Regions from separate parts of the Homo sapiens genome. Here region 1 is linked to region 2. The links are chromatin loops, found by intact Hi-C in ENCODE. Cell type or tissue: endothelial cell of umbilical vein. All regions are shown on one strand.

Region 1 (2,500 bases), 430 kb after region 2:
TTCCATATACCTGCACTTGGAGGACACTGTGGGTGAGCATCTGTGCACGACCGGTTCCTCACTTGCCTTGCGCTAGTCCCAGCCCTGCTCTTCATTTGCTGCTTTCAGAGGGTATCTTTCAACATTTTCCTGAACTTGGGCCTTCTCTGAGGGAGATCCAGCAGTTTCTGAAATCACTAACTGCTAGTTTACAAAATCCTTTCGGGTCCCAGACATCCTCCCTATTTCTTAAGAATATTTTTGGCCGGGCACAGTAGTTCACGCCTGTAATTCCAGCACTTTGGGAGGCTGAGGTGGGTGGATCACCTGAGGTCAGGAGTTTGAGACCAGCCTGGCCAACATGGTGAAACCCTGTCTCTACTAAAAATACAAAAATCAGTCAGTGTGGTGGCACGTGCCAGTAATCCCAGCTACTCGGGAGGCTGGGGCAGGATAATCGCTTGAACCTGGAAGGCGGAGGTTGCAATGAGCCGAGACTGTGCCACTGCACTCCAGTCTGGGTGACAGAGTGAGCCTCCATCTAAAAAAAGGAAAAAGAAAAATGTTCAGGACTATTATAGCTGAGAAAAGTTTTCTTCATGTGTCCTTTAGACTTCTATGTTCACAGCCTTTCTTCATAACAGGCCCCTCCCTTTTCTCCCTCGCATCCTAATAAACCTCTATTCTACCCTCTGCCAAATTTGTATTAAAAGTCGCACATGAGCCCAGACGACATCTGATTCTCTGCAGCTAACAGAGGGCTGGCAACAGAAATCTCTCTTACATCCTGGCAATATGTAATATACTACCTTTCTCATCTAGTGATGAGAGTCCTTACGGGTCTAGTTTCTTCCTAAAGGATGCACCCTCTCTGAAACTAGACATCAACCTTATAACTTTGAATCATTCTCTAATTTGGCAAAAGCAGATCTTGCAAAATAATTTTATACGTTCTATTTTGAAAATGCCACCTAGTGGACAGAGCTAGTAAGGTTTTCATGATAACAACCAGTCATGGGATAATCACGAGAGTGAGCCCAGGGATTTAGCAAACCCTCCAGCTGGGTCCACTTCAGCACACAAACCAGCCAAATGGCCTGTGATGACTTTTCTTTTTCTTTCTTTCTTTCTTTCTTTCTTTCTTTCTTTCTTTCTTTCTTTCTTTCTTTCTTTCTTTCTTTCTTTTTCTTTCTTTCTTTTTTTTTTTTTGAAATGGAGTTTTGCTCTTGTTGCCCAGGCTGGAGTGCAATGGCACGATCTCGGCTCACTGCAACCTCTGCCTCCTGGGTTCAAGTGATTCTCCTGCTTCAGCCTCCAGAGTAGCTGGGATTACAGGCATGCACCACCACGCCCGGCTAATCTTGTATTTTTAGTATAGACAGGGTTTCTCCATGTTGGTCAGGCTGGTCTCGAACTCCCGACCTCAGGCGATCCACCTGCCTTGGCCTCCCAAAGTGCTGGGATTACAGGCATGAGCCACCGTGTCCTGCCCTGTGAAGACTTTTATCCTGTCTTTTCTGCTTCCCTCCAAATTAATCATGACATAATAATTCAAAAGAAAATATTGGGGGCAGGCACGGTGGCTCACACCTGTAATCCCAGCACTTTGGGAGGCTGAGGTGGGCGGATCACTTGAGGTCAGGAGTTCAAGACCAATCTGGCCAACATGGTGAAACCCCATCTCCACTAAAAATACAAAAATTAGCCGAGCATGATGGTTCATGCCTGTAATTTCAGCTACTCAGGAGGCTGAGGCAGGAGGATCACTTGAACCAGGGAGGAGGAGATTGCAGTGAGCCAAGATTGCGCCACTGCACTCCAGCCTGGGCAACAGAGCAAGACTCTGTCTGAAAAAAAAATACAAAAGAATTAACATCAAGAAGAAAATGTTGGTTGTTCCAATTCATGTTGTTATGACATCCAAGTTGCTAGCTATTGTAATGGCAAAATATTTGGGGAAAGTATATGGAACAAAGGTTCATGTGCTGGGCAATGATGGGAAGTTAGTAATTAGTATGTCCCCTCTCCAACTGCATAGAATAGTTTACACTCAGCAGGAAAATCGCTAAACTAAAATTCCAAACATAATATGAGAATTCAATAGGTACTTTATTGTTTGAAAAAAAACATATAAATCATGACTGTTTCTCCCCACCCCTAAGAGTAGTAATTTAAAACTCTGGAAATATTTTAAACAAAGATAGGAGGCATTCCTTTCTTTCAAATATGGAGTACTTTCAGATAAGATCCCTGAAATCTTCTTTTGAGAAATGTCAGGGCAAAACTGAGATCCAGTTTCTGAGTTTAGACAGAAAAATTGCTGAAACTTTTGAGAGTACTTGGAACTTCAAATTATCTGTGACTCCACCTTTCCTGAGTCACACAGCAGCCCATTACAGCCCTTTTCTGTTTCTTCCTTTGTGTTGCTCCGTCCTGGGTTTGGGAAATGGTTCATTTCCTCCTCTCTGCCCACTAGCAATTTCACATTTCAATTTCAGCTACAGGAAGGGACACAAATAAA
Region 2 (2,500 bases):
TTGGAGGCTGAGGCAGGAGAATGGCGTGAACCCGGGAGGCAGAGCTTGCAGTGAGCTGAGATCGCACCACTGCACTCCAGCCTGGACGGCAGAGAGACACTCTGTCTCAAAAAAAAAAAAAAAAAAAAAAAAAAATTAGCTGGGCGTGGTGGCTTGTGCCTGTAATCCCAGGGAGGCTGAGGTAGGAGGAGCACTTGAGCCAGGGAGGTGGAGTTTGCAGTGAGCCAAAATCACGTCACTGCATTCCAGCCTGGGCAACAGATTGAGACTCTGTCTCAAGAAAAGAAAGGAAAAAAAGAAAGAAAAAGAAAAGAAAAAAGAAAATGTGAAGCTCTTCTAAGTGCAGCTGCTCTGCAACTATGCAAGCCCCTGCCCCATGAAGCCAGGCCTGCCCCTAATCCTTTACCACACAAGGCTCATTAAACTTCGGAAATCTCGGAGTTACTTGCTAGGAAAAAGCCATTCCCCACTTCCCCATTTGCATAATAAACGGAGGGGCAGGGAAGACCCATCTAACCACCCCACGTGTACCCATGTGTCACCCTTATCAGATGCAGGAGGTGAGCTGAGCTGCCAAATGCTTGGCTTCTTTCTGGGGCTGTAATACAGCCATCCCTCCCCAGGGCCACACCTGGAGAAGGGAGTGGCTAGGACAGGGTCTTCAGGGAAACTGCTGCCTTATTCTCAACTGCTTGTCTCAGTCCCCATCCCCCCAACCCCCAACTCAATATCTAAGAGAGAGAGAGAGTAGTTCCAATAGGGAAGTCTCCTGAAGGAGGCTAAAGTTCTGGGTACTGGGTTTGGGGTGGACCTAAAGAGTTTTTTTTCAATTCTCTGAATGCTATTTCATTGCTGTTAAATGATACTCTTCCCCTAAATGGAAAGGAGACAGGAAGGACAGACTGGTCTACAGTTACACAGAAAGAACTTCCAAAGTATTAGACGAGCAGGGACAGCAGAGGGCGCCAATGTGGTGCAAGGGCACTCAGGGAGGAGTCGCCCACAAGCACATTTTTTTCTCACACGCTGCAAATCTATTCAGAACCACCTCACCCCCAACCTCACACATATTTCCCATCTCACAGGCACATCAGAGGTCAGAGTGAGGACTCCAGGCTCTGATTCTCCCACTGGCCGCCAAGGGACCTTCACCAGCCCCCACCGCACTCCTCAACTATTTTCATGAACTTAGTTAGGGCAGCTCCCCTCAGTAGGGAGCTGGGTAGAGGAGCTGAGACTCCCAGGTTCCCTGCCCATCCAGCGGCCCTGTCCATCTAGCGGGAAGGCGTTTGCTGCAATGTTCTTTATAATGGGGAGTGAGCTGATGATACAACCTGGGTGTACTGTGGAGCCACAAAATGAAAGTTGCAAAGGCTGCCCAGTAACACGGACTCAGGTTTACACTGAAATGTGGACATTAAAAAGCAGGACCCTCCATTGTTCACTATGTCAATAGCGCGCTTGCATATAGATAAAGGCTGCAGGGGACACAGAAAAATTAAACACGGATTGAGGTGAGGTGTTTTTTCTTAAAAATACATCAAATTTGTAAAATGATTGCCTCTGGGAAATAAGGTTATGAATAATGTTTCTTTTTCTCCTTTCCAAATGTTCTACAATGAGCAAGTGTTATTTGGGTAATCAGGAAAAAGAAGTTCACACACACACACACACCCCTGAAAGAGCTTGCTTGCTTCCTTCCTTCCTTTCTGCTTGCCTTCCTTCCTTCCTTTTTTTCTTTTTTTTTTTTCTTTTCTTTTTGAGACAGAGTCTTGCCCTGTCACCCAGGCCGGAGTGCAGTGGCATGATCTTGGCTCACTGCAACCTCTGCCTCCCGGGTTCAAGCGATTCTCCTGACTCAGCCTCCTGAATAACTGGGACTAGAAGCATGCGCTGCCACCACACCTGGCTAAGTTTTGTATTTTTAATAGAGATGGGATTTCACCATGTTGGTCAGGCTAGTCTCAAACTCCTGACCTCAGATGATCCACCTGCCTCCACCTCCCAAAGTGCTGGGATTACAGGTGTGAGCCCCCACCCCTGCTAGTCCTTTCCTTCTTCCTCTTTCTTTCTTTCTTTCTTTCTTTCTTTCTTTCTTTCTTTTCTTTCTTTCTTTCTTTCTTTCTTTTCTTTCTTTCTCTCCTTCTTTCTGTCTCTTTCTTTCCTCTCTCTTTTTTCTTTCTTTCCTCTCTCTCTCTGTCTCTCTCTCTCTTTCTTTCCTCTCTCTTTTTTTCTTTCTTTCCTCTCTCTCTCTCTGTCTCTCTCTTTCTTTCTTTCTTTTTACAGACAGGGTCTCACACTGTTGCACTGTTGCCCAGGCTGGAGTACAGTGGCATGCTCATAGCCCACTGCAGCCTCCATCTCGATCTCCCAGACTCCAGGGATTCTCCTACCTCAGCCTCCTGAGTAGCTGGGACTATAGACGTGCACCACCATACTCCCCTAATTTTTTATTTTTTGTAGAGACAGGGTCTCTCTATGCTGCCCAGGCTGTTTTCAA

What was found. Hi-C counts contacts between places; a loop is a spot of excess contacts. Peaks named below come from ENCODE experiments on the same cell type or tissue, not always from the same donor. Only the 100,000 strongest peaks of a DNase experiment are listed, where the experiment ranks them.
Region 1: a loop joins it to region 2, with 1.9 times the contacts of the local background. A loop is called at or near these places in 1 of 110 quality-filtered maps.

What each region holds. Positions count from the first base shown.
Region 1 is chr17:60,568,986-60,571,485 of GRCh38, forward strand. The region is part of intron 2 of LINC01999 (long intergenic non-protein coding RNA 1999); the gene reads left to right. Among named protein-coding and RNA genes, the nearest start is that of LINC01999, 5.7 kb to the left of the region's middle. In endothelial cell of umbilical vein, a CTCF peak has its summit at 970 (motif pointing left); DNase peaks (open chromatin) are centred at 966, 2,026 and 2,376; H3K27ac peaks cover 1,194 bases.
Region 2 is chr17:60,142,100-60,144,599 of GRCh38, forward strand. No RefSeq gene overlaps it. Among named protein-coding and RNA genes, the nearest start is that of CA4, 6.6 kb to the right of the region's middle. RefSeq lists an enhancer at 478-987. In endothelial cell of umbilical vein, a CTCF peak has its summit at 972 (motif pointing right); DNase peaks (open chromatin) are centred at 212 and 962; H3K27me3 peaks cover 191 bases.